Regions from separate parts of the Homo sapiens genome. Here region 1 is linked to region 2. Evidence: read pairs that join two places in POLR2A ChIA-PET (ENCODE). Cell type or tissue: PC-9. All regions are shown on one strand. Each heading gives the region's core, and the rest is flanking DNA. Links, peaks and the distances in the headings are about the cores only. Region 1 holds the start of LOC107984263 (a long non-coding RNA gene). Region 2 overlaps GBF1 (golgi brefeldin A resistant guanine nucleotide exchange factor 1).

Region 1 (10,828 bases), core at 1,612-9,611, 93 kb after region 2:
TGGTTTTTATTGAGACAGTTCGCTCTGTTGCCCAGGTTGGAGTGCACTGGTGTGATCTTGGCTCACTGCAACCTCCATTTCCTGAGTTCAAGCAATTCTCATGCCTCAGCCTCCCAAGTAGCTGGGACCACAGGCATGCACCACCACGCCCGGCTAATTTTTGTATTTTTAGTAGAGATGGGGTCTCGCTGTATTGGCCAGGCTGGTCTCGAACTCCTGAGCTCCGGCAATCTGCCCACCTCAGCCTCCCAAAATGCTGGGATTACAGGCATGAGCCACCGTGCCCAGCCCATAACTGCCTGTTTAGAAAATTAACTTTGCTACTTCATTCAACCTCAGGGGACAAGAACTACAAAGAGATCAGTAGAGCTTAAACCCCATTAATGGAGTCTCTCTGAATCTATTCTGGTTGGGGGATGGAAGGAGTGTCTGATTCAAAGTAATAATTTAAAAGACACCTTAACAAGAGAGATTACTGAAAGAGAGGAAGAAATGGATCCCCAGGAGCCTTGTGAGATGGGAACAAGGCTACTATTCACTTATCTCTGAAATGCTACACAACACTGAGAAGGACCTGGGTTTCCTATGTGGGCCCTGGTGGCCTGGGTAGGGACTGTCAGGCAGGGCTATGAGATAGAGGCCCTGAGAGTATGGGATTTTTTTGTGCTGATCGGGAGAAACGTGGAGAGGTGGTGTGATAGGAGGAGCTGGGTCACCCCATTTTATTATATGTCATGAAACTGGCTTCCTTCTGCATGACCTCTAAAGTAACTACTCCCAGTGCTGAGTAGAAGGACACTGTAAATAGGACAAAGAAAGTCTTGATGTGGTGTCGGAGGCTAATGAGGACAGAAGAAAAAGAGGAAACATTCACAATTAGTAAAAGACTTCTGGCTTATCATTGCAAGAGAAATGTTTGGGGGCCAGGCACAGTGGCTCACACCTGTAATCCCAGCACTTTGGGGGTCCAGGCAGGCAGATCACTTGAGCCCAGGAGTTCAAGACCAGCCTGGACAATATGGGGAAACCCCATGTCTATAAAAAATACAAAAATTCTCCTGGCATGTTAGCACACATCTGTAGTCCTAGCTACTAAGGAGGCTTAGGTAGGAGGATCACTTGAGCCCCAGAGGTCGAGGCAGCAGTGAGCCATGATTGCACCACTGCACCCCAGCCTGGGCGATAGAGCAAGACCCTGTCTATTTAAAAACAAAAAAAGAAAAAAAAAAGTTTAGGTTCTCAGCCATCCCCTGAGCTTTAGGCTCAGGAACTCTCTGATTTCAGGTACCAAGAAAGAGAAAATGGGCTGGGCACAGTGGCCCAAGCCTGTAATCCCAGTACTTTGGGAGGCCAAGGTGGGTGAATCACCTGAGGTCAGGAGTTTGTGACCAGCCTGGCCAACATGGTGAAACCCCATCTCTACTAAAAATACAAAAATTGCTGGGTGTGGTGGCAGGCACCTGTAATCCCAGCTACTCAGGAGGCTGAGGCAGGAGAATTGCTTGAACCCAGGAGGCAGAGGTTGCAGTGATCCGAGATCATGCCACTGGACTCCATCTGGCCTGGATGACAGAGTGAGACTCTGTCTCAATTCAAAAGAAAGAGAGAGAAAAAATAACAACAATCTTATAATTCCTGTGACTAAAATTAGGGGGTGTTCCTGCATTACACCATGCCACCTCTGGAGCAACTTTCTCTGTCACTCACAAAGCTTTTTCATATGCCTGCCCTTTCCCCCTACTTAGGCTCCCCCTTTAGAACTAAACAGCTCTGGAAAGGATCCTTCAGAGCAGACCTAGGGCAGGAGCTAGGCAAGACCCTTGATGGTGACAACTTATTTGGCTATTTCTCGTGGCTATTTAATACATGAATGGGAGCTGAGTTCCCTGCTTAATAGCATTTGTGTTCATTTCCAGCGTGGTGCCGGTTGTCTGACCTCTAGCTTCTCCCCTCTTATTCTGTACAGCTGAAATTCTCCCTCCTGCCTACCCCCCAGCTAGTCAGCCTCCAGTCCTGTTTAGTTTATCTTTTTTCTCTCCTAATGCCTGTTAAGCTGGAAACAGGATTCTTGCTCGTCGTCATATTATTTTAAATAAGAATGAAACTAAAGAAGAGGTCTTTGGGCCAGGCATGGTAGCTCACACCTGTAATCCCAGCACTTTGGGAGGCCGAGGCTGGCAGATACCTGAGGTCGGGAGTTCGAGACCAGCCTGACCAACATGGAGAAACCCTGTCTCTACTAAAAATACAAAATTAGCCAGGCGTGGCGGCGCATGCCTGTAATCCCAGCTACTCGGGAAGCCTCAGGCAGGAGAATCGCTTGAACCTAGGAGACGGAGGTTGCAGTGAGCCAGGATCTCACCATAGCACTCCAGCCTGCCAACAAGAGCGAAACTCCATCTCCAAAAAAAAAAAAAAAGTCTTCAATCTGCTGTAATGTGGCACTCAGATATGAGTATTGGCGGCAGTGAGTGTTCATTTCCTCCTCCTGCTCCCCTAATTCAGTTGCGCCTGAACACAAAACTCCAAAAGCAACCAGAGAGAGAAGCTGTGTTGAAAGATGAAAGGAGAAAAGGCCACAAGCTTTGGCCCTACCTGGTTCTTGTTCTGAGTCAAAAACTCTTGTTTCCAGGCCCCTCGTCTATGAAATTAGTAGATTTATACTAGTGATTCCCAGAGTATGGTCCCCTGCTCGGTGGTGTTTAACTTCAACTGGGGTCTTGTTAGAAACACAAATTCTCAGGCCCCACTCTGGGCATACAAAATCAAAACTTTGTGGTATGGGTCCAGCAATTGAGAACCACAGTTTTACCCAGTGGATTTTGTGTTGAGGAGCTCATTAAAACCAGTTATGGGGCCGGGTGCAGTGGCTCACATCTGTAATCCCAGCACTTTGGGAGGCCGAGGCAGGTGGATCACCTGAGGTCAGGAGTTCAAGACCAGCCTAGCCAACATGGCAAAACCCCATCTCTACTAAAAGTACAAAAAAAATTAGCTGGGCATGGTGGTGGGCGCCTGTAATGCCAGCTACTCGGGAGGCTAAGGCAGGAAAATCGCTTGAACCCAAGAGGCGGAGGTTGCAGTAAGCTGAGATCACGTCATTGCACTCCAGCCTGGGCCACAAAGTGAGACTCTGTCTCAAAAAAAAAAAAAAAAAATCAGTTGTGGGCAAAAATTCTCAGGTAGCTCAAGGAGCCACGGGTTAGGGAACTGAAGAGGAAAAACTGTCTCTCAAAGCTAGACAGGCTGCCTTACCTTTTATCTCTCTCCTCTCCACATCACTTAATCTTTCCTTTTTCGCTGGAGCAGATCCCACCCATGAGGGCACAGCAGAGGGCATGGAGAACATGGCAGATGCTGTCACCCATGCTCGTTTTGTGGGCACGGATCCTGCCAGTGATGAAGTTGTCCTGATGAAAATCCTTCAGGTAAGCGAGAGGGAAATAGCAATTAGGCTAATGGCCAGGGGCTGGTGCCGCAGACTCTACTTACTCTGCCCACAGCATGAAACTGTGTTTTGACTCCACTGGGGCTTAGGGGAGCTACTTTGTTTCCAGACAAGCAGCTGGGGTACCCAAAGTAAAAGCTTTTTCTAAGGAAAATCAGTAAAAGCTTTATATGAAGTGATGTCAAATACCAGAAGCCTTAAATACACTTGTACCTCTGGCCGACTGTATTTGTGCCGTCCATCTCTTGGGCTCATGGGCTAGGGCTAGAATCAGTTCTGAAATATGTCAGGGTCATAAAAAGTGAAGAAACAATTCCAAGGACAAGCTTCTTGGAGACCTCTCTACCAAGCTGAGGTGAGGTCAGCATTCTTGCTAACCCCTCTCTCTTACCCTTGAGTACCTCTCAGTACCTTGTTTATCACAGTAATTCCTTTTTCTTCCTGATAGGTTCTACGGACTCTGCTGCTAACCCCAGTGGGTGCCCACCTAACCAATGAATCTGTGTGTGAGATTATGCAGTCTTGCTTCCGGATCTGCTTTGAAATGAGGCTCAGTGGTAGGTGCTTGGATATTAGCCCCTTCACCATTCCTGGGGCCAGTGTCTGAGTATGAATACAGGAGGCTGTCTTCCCAGAGAGATGGAAAATTCAGGACTTCTCCATCATCTATCTCATGCGATCATAGGGGTCTAGAAGAAATGTCTGTACTTGGCTATTGTGAAGCTAGAATAGAGACCTCAGCCCATTATGCCAGGGCAGGAGTTGGGATGGATCCCAGATTGACTTAGCCCAGGCACCAAATCACCCTCTCTTGGGGTTTCTGGGATTGACACCAACCTGCAACCCCCTAGAACACATCTATACCTCCCCTTTTTTCCCTGACTCAGTAGTGCCACCTAGTGGGCCAGTGAAGTTCTGGCTGCCAGGCTGAGCTGGAGCTGGTTTTAATAAGTTTGGCATAATCCTTGGTAAACAAGGTTTGGAGGGGAGTCTGCTCTGAGAACCCTCTTGATAATAGCACAGCAAGTAATGACACCTGTGTTATTTGTTTTTGCCTGTGCAGAGTTATTGAGAAAATCCGCAGAGCACACTCTCGTAGACATGGTGCAGCTGCTCTTCACAAGGTAAACCTGCTGCTGTTTGCTTCAGCCCGGCTGCCCAGGCCTCTTGAGTCTGCCTGCTTCCACACAGCCACGTCAGGGACCTGGCCAACCCCACAGCCGCATCAGAGGCCACTGGGATTATGGATGGGGGGTAGTTCTCTGGGCCCAGGGTTACTGAGCAAGGGAGAAGGAGGAGGGAGCTGATTTGGCCTCACGGGGAGGCAGAGGGTTATTTAATATAGGCCAGCAGACCTCATTCTGCTTCCCAAATTTGTGTCTGTTTCTGTGCAGGTAGCAGCTGGGAAAGGGAACCCAGAGAGGAAGCCAAACTCAAGGGATCATGATTTCTGTGGGAGAGGGCCAAAATTAGGGTGACTAGCAATTGTGAATTGCCTGGGACTGTCCTGATTTCAGCACTAAAAGTTCTGCATCCTGGCAAACCCCCCTCAGTCCCAGGCAAACCAAGATGGTTGGTTACCCTTTGGTAAGGCCCTTAGCCTAGGGCCTAGGAGGCCTTTTCATACTAGGCCTGTTTCCTGCACCTCCTTTCAACAGACTCACAGAAGAGCTGAGGCAATGGCTTTAAACCTTCCTCTGGGATTTCTTTTTGCTCTCAAATCTATAGATAATAATCCTTATTATCTACAGACTAGACTGCCCTTGGATCCTGCTGCAAAGAATTTTTTGCTCCTCAGGCTCAAATTTACTGGTTTCAAAACTTCAACCTGCCTGTTAATTCTTCTCTTTTGCCCACTCTCCTAGGGTTTTGATAGACTGCCCTCCCCCCATCTCTTGGCAGCAGTATTTGCCAAGTAAATATAAGCAGGAAGGAATCAGTCTCAGGATAAAAAGAGCCTCCACACTCCAAGGGCACTTACCTTGCTCTCACAACTACCTCCTTTTGTCCATGTCACACATCCCCCGATTCCTGTGGCTCTTTGATGAAGCTCTGAAAAGGATGAAATTAGTCTGCTTCTCTTTTGTAGCCTTTTCTAAGACACAGGGCATGCTCTGGCTCAGAGCACCTTTGGTTTGTGGCTGGCATGGAGGGAGACATTTGTCATTATCCCTAATGACAGTTGATGGATTTTCTATCTTATAGGTTACCTCAGTTTAAAGAAGAACCCAAGAACTATGTGGGGACCAACATGAAGAAGGTATGATCTGAGAGCTGATCTGCTGTCCCTCATCCAAACCTTAATCTCCCAACTTCAGTGCCTTGGGGTAACCTTGCTTAGCAAAGATATGCTTTTGCCTAAACAGGTCTGCTTGGAATCTAGAAGTAGCTCTCACTCCTTTCGTGAGAAATGTATTCTCTTCCAGATATATCCCTTCCTCAGCTTTTCTGCTCTGGCCTATCTTTGAACCACCATGTAAGCTGGTGAGCCAGTTCTTCATGGAAACTGCATGGTACCCATCAGTCTTGGCTAAAAATGTCTGTTGACAAAGATGAAAGTCCTGCCATCCCCTCAAGACTTAGCCTTATCCGCAGGTAGAAGGCCTAGAGAGGCTATGTCCCAAATCCTACCTCAATGCTGAATTAGACTGGGCTCTTGCTTGTGCTAGTCTGTATTGAAGAGATTAGTCAAGTTAAGAACCAAAGGGTTCTTAAACTGCTAGGAGAAGAATAGTGGTCAAAAGAATGGCTTCTTTCTATCTTGAACTGAAGCCCTGGACTTCACGGGCCTCTGATGAGGATTCCGCTTGCAGCCCTAAGAGGGTCTACCTATGGAGATGACCCTTAGCTGTGTGATGCATGCACCTGACCTTCTCCTCTCCCCTGTCATCCATCCCCATTCCTGCCCTGTTCCCTGTTGGTATGTGTCTGAGTTTATTTCACTGTTAAATCGTGCGTTTGCCTGTCTTTCGCAGATATCTCCATGTCTCCTCAACAAACTGGAGCTAAGTAGTGGGGAGCAGACCAAAGCCCTGAACCAGTTAGAGAGGGTACTACTCTTTAAGAACCTCAAGGTCTCTCTCCCTCTCTTTCCCTTCCCCTTTTTATTTCTTTCAATGTTTATTTTTTATATATAACACCTGGGTCCCATTTCCATTGTGTAGAGCACAACTTACTCCTCCCTAGTAACACAGCACGGCTTTGGAAGAGTTGCACGTGATTGTAGCTTTGCAGTGTTGGGAATTCTCCTGGGGCATCTGGTTGCCTGGATACAGGAGAAGGAAGACTTGAACATCACATAGTTAGCCTAGAAAGCCTGGGGTCTGCTGTTACCTTGTGGGGAGGCTTAAGATCTACCATTTCTAGGGAAACCGTGAGGGACCTTCAAGCAAGACCCTTCCCCCTTCTACCTTATCCTTGTCTCAGAGCTGGCATAGAGAGCTTAAGCACAGTCCTCAGCTCTATCTGGATTACCTGGACTGGGTTTGGAGGGAAAGGGTAGTCCATCTAGTTGGGATCTTTTTTTTTTTTTTTTTTCTTGGTTACCATTAAAGAGGTCATTCCAAGGATTAGAACTCTAGATTGATGGAAAGAAGCCAGGTGCCAGGATAGCCCAGGACACTGGGAATACTTTGGGATCTGTGAAGATGCCCTCTGTCCTCTAAAAGTCAAGGTATAGGGGAGCTTAGGGGAGGGATCCAAGCTAAAGATTACCCTAATCTGCATATACCTGCCTTAGGAAGAAAGGGGAGAGAAGGAGGTGTGGGCTGTCTGGGCTGTCCATCACAAGAGTGTGCATGCTGAAGGTGTGGTTGTGGACATACAGGTCACTGAAAGTAAAAAACTCTGTGTATGTACACCTAGCTAGATAGTCCATTGGCCCGTGTTCTCTTTGAATGCATTGTGTCATTTCATTTGTGTGCTTGCACAGTCTCAAGCTGCAGCTCTCATTAGTGGCTATCCAGCATGTTGCCATGATTATTAACCTGGGACCTGCTCCTTTTTTGTAAAGCTTACACTGTCCTTTGGAGTACAGAGTCATACAGATAAGGTGGCGTAGAATTCCATGAATACCTACTGCCCACCCCACACCTTCAGACCTTAGGAGAGGGAGAATAGCTATACCTTTTAAGGGCTGAGGCATTCGTGAGAACTGGCAGCCTCTTGGCCCCTACTCCAGCCAGCAGGCTGAGAACACTAATTGAAATGATCAGGTTGGAGCAAGCTTTGCAGAAGATAGAGAAGGAAACGTGAAAAACTGATCCTCGTATGGGAAGGAATCTCAATGACTGACTGGCTTCTCAGTGGAAGTAGGACTGCCTGGAGTCCCTGAAATGGGGGAGCCTCCTGGAGAGAAAGGCTACCTCATAAAAGTAGATCCAGTTCTTAGTACTTTTGGGAGCTCAATGATAACTGCCAGTAGAGCCAGGAGGTCTCTCATTGATCTCTTGGCCTCTTGCCCTTTTGCATGTTTGGCGGACTCTTCTCCCATAACATTTTTTACTATGAACTTGATCCAGTTGAGCTCCAGTGGTTCCTGGGGAGAGAATCCTTTTGCTTCCTCCTTAGCTATAGCGGTCAGTACGCCTGAAGCTCAGTTCTAAGCATATGACTGCAGGCATTTTGGAGATGGATCATCTAGAAGTATAAATCCAGTATGAGGCTGTTGCTATGTTACTAAGAGCTGGGGGAAGGAAGGGCTCAGCTGTTCAGCCTCATCTTTATTGGAAGGAGCTATGGGTAGGAATGGAAGAATTGTGTGGTTTCTAAGCAAGGAATCAAAGATTACCCAGGTTCTGAGAGCTTGGGGGAGCTTGAGGAAGGGAGTCAATCCCTCACTATCAAAAGGAATTGAACAGGCCATGGACAATAGGATATATTCAGCCTTTAGGAAGAGGCAGAGAGAAAAAGTGCTTCTGCTCTCTTTAGAGTCATTCTAATGGTTTCTGGAAGAGTGTTGCCATTGCCCAATCCAGGAATGGTCCAATCCAAGAATGGTCTATCAGTCTAGGAATAGTTTAGAATGACTTTGTAGAGGGACTGAGTTCAAACCCAACTGAGAAAACATCAGGGCTTAAAAAACAAATTGGGCCGGGCACAGTGGCTCACACCTGTAATCCCAGTACTTTGGGAGGCCAAGGCGGGCGGATCACGAGGTCAGGAGATCGAGACCATCCTGGCTAGCACGGTGAAACCCCGTCTCTACTAAAAATACAAAAAGAATTAGCCAGGCTTGGTGGCGGGCGCCTGTAGTCCCAGCTACTCAGGAGACTGAGGCAGGAGAATGGCGTGAACCCAGGAGGCGGAGCTTGCAGTGAGCCAAGATCACGCCACTGCACTCCAGCCTGGGTGGCACAGTGAGACTCTGTCTCAAAAAAAAAAAAAAAAAAAATGGGGCCTAAACAAAGTAACTTTGAACTTAGAATGGAGGAAATACATAAAAACACAGATCCTAGGGAATAGTTAACAAACAGGTGATAGAGATTGTCCCTTGCCACTAAAAGTAAGCTATAGGAAGAACAGAAATACAGCAAGAGGGGAGTGCAACAGAGCAAGGAGTCAAGGAATCAGTGGCCTTACCATCTGACAACATAAAACTGCATCTGGAAAGACCAATAGTGAGAGGGCCAGAGGGACAGGTAGTCTCATTGATATAACAAATTGGGAGCAGCAGAGAGCACAGCAGCAGCGTGACATGACCTTCTATCCTGAACTCCACAAAGAAACTGGGAGGCCACTCCTTCCTTAACTCCAAGGAATGAGCTTTTGACCAATCTGATACAGAAATTCCAGAGAGTAAGAGATATGTTAGCTGGGTGCAGTGGCTCACACCTGTAATCCCAGCACTTTGGGAGGCTGGGGCAGGCAGATCACCTAAGGTCAGGAGTTAGAGACTAGCCTGGCCAACATAGTGAAACCCTGTCTCTACTAAAAATACAAAAATTATCCAGGCGTGGTGGTCCACACCTGTAATCCCATTTACTCAGGAGGCTGAGGCAGGAGAATCACTTGAACCCAGGAGGCAGAGGTTGCAGTGAGCTGAGATCGTGCCACTGCACTCCAGCCTGGGTGGCAAAGCTAGACTCCATCTCAAAAAAAAAAAAAAAAATATGTTTATGGCTTAGGCCCAGCTCACATACCAGTAAGAAAACCAGGACAGGAAGGAATAGGCTCTTATAGTTGGATAAAACTACAAGTAGGAGGCTGCTCTACAAGCTAGTTGAGGAGGAAAGCCGAGAGACCATGCACCTGTAGAACTGAGTGTCAGGGCAAAGGAAACCCTGCCCTTACACTTTCTGCAAGAGGGTCATGCATCATCCATAGGGCTCGGGATTTCCTGCTTAATGTAACACTCAGGACCCAGAGAAGCAGAGTGATAAGTGTGAGGACTGGCCCTACCAATGACCAGCCCAGAAACAGAATGTCACCTTCTACATGGAGGCTGCCATGCCAACCTGTGAAGTGGTAAATGTAGAAGCCAAGTTAGAAGAGTAGGAATGTGAACTGATGGTCTAGAGTCTTACTTTAGCAAAGATATGGGGTATAGCTTGTTTTCTAGAGATCAGTAGGACTAAATGAAGGGAGATTAATAGGGATAGAGTCTTAGTTTGAATACCATTGCTAATGGGGTATGATATTTCCAGCTGAAAATGAGAGCCGGAGGCATGAGTGATTCATCCAAATGGAAGAAACAGAAGAGATCCCCTCGGCCCCCACGCCATATGACCAAAGTCACACCAGGTTCAGAGCTGCCCACTCCCAATGGAACCACCTTATCATCTAACCTCACTGGTGAGTGCCCTGGACTACTTCCTCTGATTAGACAAAAGAAGAGCTCCTTTCTCTCTTAGGGATTTTGAAATTGAAGACCAACCAACTGAGGGGCTTTGGTCTTGGCGCTGAGAACAAAAAGGGAAACTCCAGGTCAAATCAGAGTGTGACCATTCAGCAACTATGCAGTGACTTAAGGTTGTTCTCTGACAACTTTAGAGACCAATATATGCAAAGATAAGCATGTAATCTGGGAAACAGAGACCCTAGTACCATAGAGGGTTTGTTTTGCCCACAGCCTCTTTCTTCTCCTTCAAGCGTCACATACTTTTCTTGGCAGGTGGCATGCCCTTCATTGATGTGCCCACTCCCATCTCCTCTGCAAGTTCAGAAGCTGCCTCAGCAGTGGTCAGTCCCTCTACAGACAGTGGCCTGGAATTCTCCTCCCAAACCACTTCCAAGGAAGACCTTACTGATCTAGAGCAACCTGGCTCTCCAGGGTACAGCACAGCTACAGAGCCTGGAAGCAGTGAGCTAGGTGTTCCCGAGCAGCCTGACCTCCAGGTATGGCTTTGATTTTTAATGTCCCTCTTCAGTATTCCACTGTGG
Region 2 (10,828 bases), core at 1,106-9,105:
TAGAGCATATTCATCTTGCCTACATAATTTAAGGAAAGGGAAATACCAGGAAAGATTTAATCTTTTCTCTTCTGATACTTTAAATCATTTTTGAATATATCTTTCTTCTATTTCTAAGTTCTCCTCCTCCTCAGAAGAGAGCGTGGTTGTACATTCATATCATTGACACTTCTCAGAAGAGAACGTTGTTGTGTTCCTAGAGCATTTGGAAAGCAGATAGTCTTCTGAGATTAACCTAGTTTTTTAAATTGTCATTAATATAAATCTTGTGTTGGATTCCCTTGTGGACTGGGGAGCTGTCATGGGCATGGACACATTATTATTATTATTTTAAGACAGAGTCTCGCTCTGTTGCCCAGGCTTGAGTGCAGTGGCACGAACGCGGTTCACCGCAGCCTCAATCTACCGGCCTCAAGCAATCCTCCCACCGCAGCCTCCCTGGCAACTGGGACTACAGGTGTGCACCACCACACCTGGCTAATTTTTGTATTTTTTATAGAGACAGGGTTCGCCATGTTGCCAAGGCTGGTCTCGAACTCCTGGGCTCAAATGATCTGCCCACCTCAGCCTTCCAAAGTGTTAGGGATTACAGGTGTGAGCCACTGCGCATGGCCCCTGGACAAAATTTGTACCAGTTTCTTTTTCCTTTATCATGGTGGTTTTCATGCTTTTCACTTTCTTGGGGGGCCTCATCTTATGCAAAATATGCAAATTGAGCTACTTGCTAGGTACATTTCTTTCTCTATTATCTCTGGCTGTGTCTGTTTTTGTATCTATTCCACTAAACTGTATAAATGCCTCAAGGACATAAATTATATACCTCTTATCATTATTAATGTTTAATTATATTGATAGTACAGTAATACATTCTCTTTGTAAAAAAAAAAAATTTTTTTTTTTTTGGGATGGAGTCTGGCTCTGTTGCCCAGGCTGGATGGAGTACAGTGGCATGATCTCGGCTCACTTTAACCTCTGCCTCCCAGGTTCCAGCGATTCTTCTGCCTCAGCCACTCGAGTAGCTGGGATTACAGGCGCCCTCCACCACACCTGCCCAATTTTTGTATTTTGAGTGGAGATGGGTTTCACCATGTTGGCCAGGTTGGTCTCGAGCTCAGGTTATCTACCTGCCTTGACACTCCTGAAGTGCTGGGATTACAGGCATGAGCCACAGTGCCCGACCTTCTTGTAAAAAGTTAAAATATTACAGATCCAGCCTGGGCAACAAAGTGAGACCCCATCTCTACAAAAAGTACAAAAATTAGTTGGGTTGGTGGTGTGCGCCTGAAGTCCCTGCTACTCAGGAGGCTAAGGCAGGAGGATTGCTTGAGCCCAAGAGTTCAAGTCTGCAGTGAGGCATGACAGTGCCACAGGACTCCAACCTGGGTGACAGAGTGAGACCTTGTCTCAAAAAAACCCCAAAAGACAAAACGATTACAGATAAGGCTCAAGTATCCTCTGATTGCACCCTGTTTTCACAGCACCTTCTCTAGGAATAATTATGGTTATAAGTTTGGGTATATTAGCACAGACCTTTTATTTTATATTTACATATCATATTAATGCTTTCTTGCTGTCAGTTAATATGAGTTTTCAGAACTTTTCAAAGGTCTTGTCACTGTCACTGTCCAGTTTTCTGGAGCTGACTGGGCAGATTGGATGCAGTCATTTGTTTATATTTATATTTATATATTTTTAGAGATAGTGTCTTGCTCTGTGACCCAGGCTGGAGTGCAGTTGTGGGGTCATAGCTCACTGCAGCCTCGAACTCCTGAGCTCAAGTGATCCTCCCGCCTCAGCCTCCCCAGTAACTAGAACTACAGGTGTATGCCACCATGCCTGGCTAATTTTTTAGTTTTGTTTTTTTGGTAGAGACTGGGTCTCACTGTTTGCCCAGGCTGGTCTCAACTCCTGGGCTGAACTGATTCTCCTGCCTTGGATTCCCAAAGTGCTGGGATTGCAGGTGTGAGCCACTTCACCTTGTCTGGATGCAGCCTTTACGCTGACATTGCAACTGTGGTTCTAAACCAACACTATGCTTCCAACAACCTTTATTCTTTTCTTTAACTTGAATCTTTAAATTCAAGTTAAATTTTTATTGAGTAGATTAAAAAGAACAAAGGGAAGACTATATACTTAGGAGAGAGCGAGAGAGAGTGTCTCGATATGCTGCCCAGGCTGGTCTTAAATTCCTGGGCTCAAGCAATCCTCCCGCCTCGTCCTCCCAAAGTGCTAGGATTATAGGCATGAGCCACCATGTCTGGCCAGAAATATTGTTTTTAACAAGCTGACATTACAGTTGTATCTGTGTACTTAAAGGCATCATAGGACTTTGGGAACAATTGACTTTGAAGAATTTGACATGCTTCCTGAGGATTGTTGAGGTGCCTTTGAAAAATGTTCTGGATTGACTCGCTTTGAGTTGTATCTTGAACTACCTTGAACTTCTAAAGACCCCCAGGAGAGCCAGATAGTTGGATTCATAACATAAGATGGACTTCATCTCATTTTAGTATTACAGATTTTTTTTTTTTTTTTTTTTTTGAGGTGGAGTTTCACTCTTGTTGCCCAGGCTGGAGTGCAATGGGGCGATCTTGGCTCACACAACCTCTGCCTCCCAGGTCCAAGCAATTCTCCCATCTCAGCCTCCCGGGTGGCTGAGATTACAGGCATGCGCCACCTCGCCTGGCTAATTTTTTGTGTTTTTAGTGGAGAGAGGGTTTCTCCATGTTGGTCAGGCTGGTCTTGAGCTCCCGACCTCAGGTGATCCACCTGCCTCTGCCTCTCAAAGTGCTGGGATTACAGGCCTGAGCCACTGCACCTGGCTAACAGATTTTATGAGTATAGAAAATTTTGGTACTGGCCAGGTGCAGTGGCTCACGCCTGTAATCCCAGCACTTTGGGAGGCCCAGGCGGGTGGATTACCTGAGGTCTGGAGCTCGAGACCAGCCTGACCAACACAGAGAAACCCCGTCTCTTCTAAAAAAAATACAAAATTAGCCAGATATGGTGGCGCATGCCTGTAATCCCAGCTACTCAGGAGGCTGAGGCAGGAGAATTGCTTGAACTCGGGAGGCAGAGGTTGTGGTGAGCCAGGATCACGCCATTGCACTCCAGCCTGGGCAACAAGAGTGAAACTCTGCCTCAAAAAAAAAAAAAAAAAAAAGAAAGAAAGAAAGAAAATCTTGGTACTGAAAAGTTAAATCACAATTCTAACCTTATCAGGTACTGATTTTTAAACTTGGGTATGCTTTGGGTAACCAAATATTAACCAGACTATTATCTTAACTGTTTTGGTAGGTTTGCCAAGATGGTGGATAAGAATATTTACATCATTCAAGGGGAGATTAACATTGTGGTTGGGGCCATCAAACGAAATGCCCGATGGAGCACCCATACACCACTGGTAAGTGGGAAATGGATAAATAGCCTGGTCACTAAGTTTTTATAGGGGATCTGTTGGCATGGTTAAAAGAGTAATCAAATTCCTAGTAATAATGAGAATAGTAGGAATTCAGAGTTGTTCTTGATATCTTGTTTTTTTGTATCCCAACTAGCATCAGATATATAGGCTATCTTTTTTTCTCTGGGACCCAAAAGATGACACCATTCTTCTTCTAAATATTTTTGTAAACAGCTTAAGCTAGTCCTGTGCTTGGGACCTCTTTAGTATGCCTAAAAGTATCAGAAAGATTCTTTATTTTCTAATTCTTTAGGGCTATAATTAGCTATCAAATTTATTTAAATCAGGGTAGTTATTGATACATAGAACATGACTTAGTGATGGTACTCCTTCTTGGGGGTTCAGCAAACTTCCATATATAGAGTAGGCCATATCTTACCAATCAGATGAGTAAGAAACTTACCTGTTATACAGTTGGCTTTCTTTGCTATATATGTTTGAGGACTTTTTTTTGTAGAATTGTGTAAAACAATTTTTGGCCCAGTTGTAAAAGCAAGTTTAGAAATTGCCAACTTGGGAGTTTATATGAACATAGTTGGTAAGTGCATTTGGAAATTTCTCAAGTTCTTTCATAAAAATGTATTGATTTAAAAGTGAGCATGGCATCAGGAATATCTTTGAAATGAATATGTATGATGACATAGTGGGTATGAAAAGGGAGAGAAGACAGAATAATACACATATAAAGGACCTGGCAATCTGTAGTAGCTTGAGTGTTATGGTGATGATATAGATTAGCACTTAAGAATTCACTATTTTGTATAAGCCCAGAGTATCTCTACGAAATAAGAGATTAGGGTACAGAAAAATATGAACTATGGCTAATTTTCTTTTCCTCAGAAGGAAAACTTAAATGATTTTCTGATTGGATTCATAGAAAGAGCCCTTGATCTGTCCTTTATTTTCCTTTTCCTCTTTTGGCCCAATAATGACTTACTTTAATCTATGTGTTCTACAGGATGAAGAACGGGATCCTCTGCTGCATAGTTTCGGTCATCTAAAGGAGGTTTTAAACAGTATAACAGGTAAGTCTCCATATGTATGTGGATTACTAATCTTGGTAAAAAATATGTGTTTGATTTATTGAAAGGATAGACAAACTTTTTGTATAAAGGACTTTATAGTAAATAATTTAGGCTTTGTGGGCCATACACAACTGCAACTACTTAACTCTGCCTTTGTAGCTCAAAAGCAGCCATAGATAATATATAAATAAATGAGAAATATATATTTTCTTTTTGTTTATTTCATAGAGACAGGGTCTTGCTATGTTGCCCAGGCTGGTTTCAAATGCCTGAGCTCAAGCAATCCTCCTGTCTTGGCCTCTCAAAGTGTTGGGATTCCAGGCTTGAGCCACTGTGCCTGGCCTATATTTTCCTTTCTTCTTTTTTTTTTTTTTTTTTTTTTTGAGGTAGAGTCTCTGTTGCCCAGGCTGGAGTGCAGTGTCATGAACTCAGCTCACTGCAACCTCTGCCTCCTGGGTTTAAGCCAGTCTCCTGCCTCAGCCTCCTAAGTAGCTGGGATTACAGGCGCGTGCCACCACACCTGCCTAATTTTTGTATTTTTAGTAGAGACGGGGTTTCACCATGTTGGCCAGGCTGGTCTCAAACTCCTGGCCTCAGGTGATCCACTGCCTCGGCCTCTGAAAGTGCTGGGATTACAGGAATGAGCCACTGCGCCTGGCCTATATTTTCTTTAAAAAAAAGAATCTGCAAGCCAGATTTGGCCCATGGGTGCAGTTTTCCAATCCTTGGTTTATTGCATTGGTTTCAGTCTTCATGATCTTTCAGTCTTCATGTGTTCTAGAATCATTTGTCCCTTTGTTTGCCCCCTATTTTCCTAATCACGGTAACCTTATATAATATATTCATATGTTTAGAATTTTCAAAGCCATTTTCACATTTATTACCTTATTGAACTTTTATACAACCCTGTGAGGGAGGCATGGCAGCTATTGTCCCCTTTTTGTGAAAGAAGTTAAAGCCCAGAGGAGTTTAAAGTGATTTAGCTGAGGTCACACTAATCCTAAGAGGTGGAGTCAAAACTAGAATTCAGGCCTCTGTTGCCTGGTTTAGGGCTCTTTGCTCTATATTGCTTCTGTACATGTGATTAGAAGAGAATGTACACATTAAGTACCTTATATTTGTGTGTGTGTGTGTGTGTGTGTTTATTTTATGTATATATATACACACACACACACACATATACACTGGCAGGAAAGGAGGAAAGTGTCAAAACCAAGGGGATGTAGATACAGACTGAAAGGGACAGCCTCAGAGCTATGTTCCTTTGTTGACCACAAAGGGCTCCTGCAGTGTATAACCCTGGAATGCTTTTGGCTAGTGACATATGTCAGACTGTAATTGGATAGTGTTTAGGCTTCTGCAAATTAAACAAACAATAAGAAAATTTCTTCTTTTCATTAGAAATATGGGAGAAGATCTGGAGAAAAAATCTATTTTACTTTCCTAAACATGGGCTAAAGTTATCTAAGAGTTCCCTACATATTTTCTTTCTTTCTTTCTTTTTTTTTTTTTTTTTTGAAACAGTGTGTCTCTCTGTTGCCTAGGCTGGAGTGCAGTGGTGTGATCTCGGCTCACTGCAACTGCAACTTCCGTCTCCCAGATTCAAGCGATTTTCGTGCCTCAGCCTCCCAAGTAGCTGGGATTACAGACGTGCACCACCACACCCGACTAATTTTTGTATTTTTACTAGAGACGGAGTTTCACCATGTTGGCCAGGCTAGTCTCAGACTCCTGACCTCAGATGATCCACTTGCCTTGGCCTCCTAAAGTGCTAGGATTACAGACGTGAGCCACCGTGCTCAGCCCATATTTTCTTTTTGTGCAGTGGCGTGATCTCAGCTCACTGTAACTTCTGCTTCTTGGGTTCAAGCAAGTCTTCTGCCTCAGCCTCCTGAGTAACTGGGATTATAGGCGTGTGCCACTATGCCTGGCTAATTTTTGTATTTTTAGTAGAGATGATGTTTCACCGTTTTGGCCAGGCTGGTGTTGAACTTCTGACCTCAAGTGATCCGCCCACCTTGGCCTCCCAACCATATTTTCTTTAAAGGAGCAAATTTCACTCAATTGAAACAGCTTGGAAATGTTAGCTAAGAAGGATCAAGTATAGAGGAGGCAATTGTTGACTAGTTAGCAGGGCAAATGCTGCTACTAGGTGGCATGTTCTTATTTTATGGCCTGTACCGACTGGTACTTGAGTGCTTTAGAATGTTGGCTACTTGCACAGATTTTTTTTTTTAATTTTACAGATAAAGCTTACATATCCCAATTAGAAAGGAAATATAATGAATGGAGATTTACAGTTCTTTTTGTTTGGTTTTGAATTCAGAGTACTGTCTTCTTAAGAGATATTAAGAGGATCAAACAAGTTAATATAATTGGAAACACTTGGTAAACATCTTATACACAGTGAAGGATTGTTGTTATAAGTGACTGGGAATACCCTAAAATGACTGAGATCACCCTGGCCTTGTAGGCCTTTTGGTCATTCTGCAAACCTTGAGGAGCTGAGGTGGTGCTGCTATCCTGACAGAGCCACATTTCCTGCCTGCTACTGAATCCAGATCCCATGCTTATTTTCTTCATGCTAACATGTCCCAAGATTTTACCTCAGAGACCATACCTGTGGTGAATGATGCAGTCTAGGAATTGTAGACTATTTAAGAGCTATCAAAGTTGAGTCTGACGCCTGATTTCCTTACGTCCTTGGGTCAGAAATCCAGCCAGATTATCTGCTCTTGGAACTAGTAAAACCAGAGTGTGTTCAGGAGCCATTTCTCTCATTGGTGGTAGGAACATCTCTGGGTGTTGCTAAGCTTTCCCCTGGAGTGAGAGGGAAGGGAGTAGTGTTTTCCAAGGCCAACAGCTGTGGCATGTCTTGAAATGGTGCCTGCCAAGGTTGCTACATTGTTCTTGGTTTTTAGCATATTACCTGCCTGAGAAAATGACAGAATAGACCTAAAATAGAGCATTTATGGTCTTCATATTGCTTCTGACCCCACACACAGTGCCGGCTCCCAGGAGCAGGTTTATGGGTCAGCTGTCCCTGTGGTCCTGGACTCTGCAACCCATGACTAATTTCTTGTTTCTTTTACGGAAACAAACAGATTTTTCTGATTGGCAGTGTCAGGAGGACTGCTTTCCTGGAAGCTTATTAATGGTAGGAGGCTGGGAAAGGGTTTTTAACTTGGAGAGAAAACTGAAGGGAATGTGCTTGTGTTAGATGACCAGTTAAGGTGTACCACTTAGATTGGAGGAGGGATAGCAGGAATTCTAGGACTTCTACCCAGTTTCTCATGAAACTGACTTGGACATGGTCCTTTTTTGCAAAGGGTTTCTGTTTGCATTTTTCTAGGCTTTCTGCTGGCTTGATTGGTAAGACTATCACTGTTGGAAATGGGTGGTTCATTGGACATTGTCAGTAAACCAAAATGATTTTTTTTTCTCTTTTTGTAGAAAGAATCTTTAAAATGTATAAGTACTACCTACACTACTCCTCCAGGAATATTATCTCATTATTGTGAAGGAAATAAGTCCTTTTCTCCAGTAAGGTTGGCTAAGTCCATACTAGTTTTTCTCACAGATGTATGTCATTGGACCACATTTACAGTCAGTATTTGCCTAAACTGTATGATGACTACAAGGTCTATAGCATTTAGAGTAATAAGATATTCTAATAATACCAAATTTGAAAAGAGGGTTGCTCTTGGAAGAAAAAGGGTGTCCAAGAGCAAAGTTTGCATACTGTTACTTTGGATAAAGCTTTAGCTTACCACCAGTGAGAGAGACTTGACTGCTGTCCCTCATTTGGTCTTGAAGTCCTCTCAGGACTCCTTTTAGATTATTCTGAAGGAGTTAAAACAGATGTGTGGTTACCAGGGGCTGGGAGGGGGTATGGAGAGTGACTGCTAATGGCTACAGGGTTCCTTTTTGGGGTAATGAAAATGTTCTAGAATTAGATAGTAGCGATGGTTGCACAACTTTGTGAGTATACAAGAAACCACTGAATTGTATACTTGAAAAGGATAATTTTATAGTATGTGAATCATATCTCAGTTTATAAAGGAGGCAAATGTAGGCTGCAGAAGTGATGGATTTGCCAGTTTTTTCTCAGGTCTCAGAACTGTGGAGGGAAGTCTCTGTAGTCACTGCTGTGCTTTGGACCCATTACCCAGCAAAGGCAGCATAAGGCTCTGTTCAGCTTCTGGCCCAGTTTGTCCTTTTATGTCTCTCTCATTAACTCAAGGAAGCACATGGCTTTTATATTTAAATTTATTCAAACTGTAATCTTTGACATTTGAGTTAGCTTTTAGTACAGTTTTGCATTTATAGTAATATATATTATGTATTTTCTCTATCCCCAAAGAATCCGTTTTAATCTTTTCCGGATGCAAATTTCAGGCTGTCTTGTCCCATCTTCCCTCTCTTGCTCTCTTTCCCCTCCCCCCACGGAGTGTGTTTGATCAGGTGTGGCAGGAATATCCACTGTCAAGCTGCGCCCTTTATATTAGTCAATATTATCCTTCTCCCCCCTCCCTGTCTGTCTGCCCCTTTGGGCTTTCCCAGTTGATTTATAATTTTGGAATTCTCATTGGAGTCTGTAATACAGTTTGTTCATTATTTAACCAAAACCTGTTTAATGAGCAGAGAGAGGCAATGTAAATGTTAGGCATGTTGCAGTGATGTACCTTTGTGCTTCTCAGAGCGGGTGGGTAGTTAACTCTGTGCTGCCTGCAGGGCTGGGGTGTCCTGGCCTTAGGGGCAGAAGGGCCACTGCCTCTCTCTTACATCTGCCCAAGCCCTGCCATGGGTTTAGATTCCAAAGACACATTTCCTTTTATTCTTCTAAGAATCTTTTGGGGCTCTTGCATATGGGAGTTATCTTCAGTCTCGCAGCTAGACCTTGTGGTAGGATCTGTGGCATGGGATGGGGCATGGAAGGGAAAGTGAAATATCAGGATACTTGATATTGCTCTTGGTTTTAGATCTGACAAGAGTAGACAGTTTATGGGAATGCTTCTAGCCAATATGGTCTGTGGTCTTTGATCTCTTTGTTCCCAGACTAGATAAATTCTTGCAAGCCTTAGTTCCCTTCATCCAGTATAGCTTTATGGAAAGGGCTATAGTCAGTTGTGAGTTGTGGTGTTTGGTTGTAGTCATTTGCCTCCAGATATAGTCTGTCTTTGTCCTTGGTCTTTAAACTTAGATCATTACAAAGAGATTCTTTTCCAGAAAATTTTTGGTTTAAAACAGGAGAGGAACAGTCTAAAAGTATCACAACCAGGCTAGGTGCAGTGACCCACATCTGTAATCTAGCACTTTGGGTGGCCAAGACAGCAGGATTACTTGAGGCTGGGAGTTCGAGACCAGCATGGGCAACATACCAAGATTCCCCCCATCTCTACAAAAATAAAAATAAAAAAAATTAGTTGGGTATGGTGGCGTACAACTGTAGTTCCAGCTACTTAGGCTGAGGCGAGAGGATCACTTGAGCCCAGGAGTTCGAGGTTACAGTGACCCATGATTGCGCCACTGTACTCTAGCCTGAGTGACAAGAGTGAGACCCTTTCAATGAATGAATGAATGAATGAATGAATGAAAGAAAGTATCACAACCAAAATCTTCTCTTATGGGATCATCTTTTAATGACTTACTTTAAAGCCTTCAGGGCCAGGGCTTGAGGAAGACTTCTTAGGGTGTGCGTGTGTCTATGTGCGTGTGAGGGTGTGGTGGTGAGGAGTTTGCCTTTGGAGATTTAGTCCCAGGTCTTTTTAGCTCTGAGGACCTAATGTCCAGTTTTGGTTATCAGGACTGGGGTTCTCAGTGTAAGACTAAGGTGGAGGGCCGGGTGCGGTGGCTCACGCCTGTAATCCCAGCACTTTGGGAGGCCGAGGCGGGCAGATCACGAGGTCAGGAGATTGAGACCATCCTGGCGAACACGGTGAAACCCCGTCTCTACTAAAAAAATACAAAAAATTAGTCGGGCATGGTGGCAGGCGCCTGTAGTCCCAGCTACTCGGGAGGCTGAGGCAGGAGAATGGCCTGAACCTGGGAGGCGCAGCTTGCAGTGAGCCGAGATCGTGCCACTGCACTCCAGCCTGGGTGACAGAGCGATACTCTGTCTCAAAAAAAAAAACTAAGGTGGTCTTGAGGCCCAGTATAGGTACCCATATTAACTATAACATTGTTCTAGCTTCTTAGACCTTTTCTTTTGGGGATTCTCCAAGATTTGGATTCCTTCAGGGCCTAGCTTATTGAGTTGCTTCTAACTGATATTTATTGACTATCTGGTATGTGCCAGGCATTTTTCTTAGGTACTTAGGAAGTGGGTCTGTAATGGTAAACA

The links. ChIA-PET counts read pairs that join two places held together with the same protein. Peaks named below come from ENCODE experiments on the same cell type or tissue, not always from the same donor. Only the 100,000 strongest peaks of a DNase experiment are listed, where the experiment ranks them.
Region 1: POLR2A ChIA-PET joins it to region 2 with 47 read pairs; 9 of 35 experiments call an interaction of 5 or more read pairs at or near these places.

Annotation. Positions count from the first base shown.
Region 1 is chr10:102,347,947-102,358,774 of GRCh38, forward strand. It overlaps GBF1 (golgi brefeldin A resistant guanine nucleotide exchange factor 1), which reads left to right. Exons shown (of 40, transcript NM_001377137.1): 5 at 3,310-3,428; 6 at 3,897-4,005; 7 at 4,512-4,572; 8 at 5,654-5,708; 9 at 10,093-10,240; 10 at 10,560-10,783. It overlaps LOC107984263 (a long non-coding RNA gene), which reads right to left and starts at 3,370. Exons shown (of 2, transcript XR_001747574.3): 1 at 3,256-3,370. In PC-9, for the core only: CTCF peaks have their summits at 4,347 (motif pointing left) and 4,547; no DNase peak of the experiment used is centred there.
Region 2 is chr10:102,255,632-102,266,459 of GRCh38, forward strand. GBF1 (golgi brefeldin A resistant guanine nucleotide exchange factor 1) reads left to right here. Exons shown (of 40, transcript NM_001377137.1): 2 at 3,298-3,403; 3 at 4,419-4,485. The coding sequence starts at 3,308. Among named protein-coding and RNA genes, the nearest start is that of GBF1, 16 kb to the left of the region's middle. In PC-9, for the core only: no CTCF peak of the experiment used is centred there; no DNase peak of the experiment used is centred there.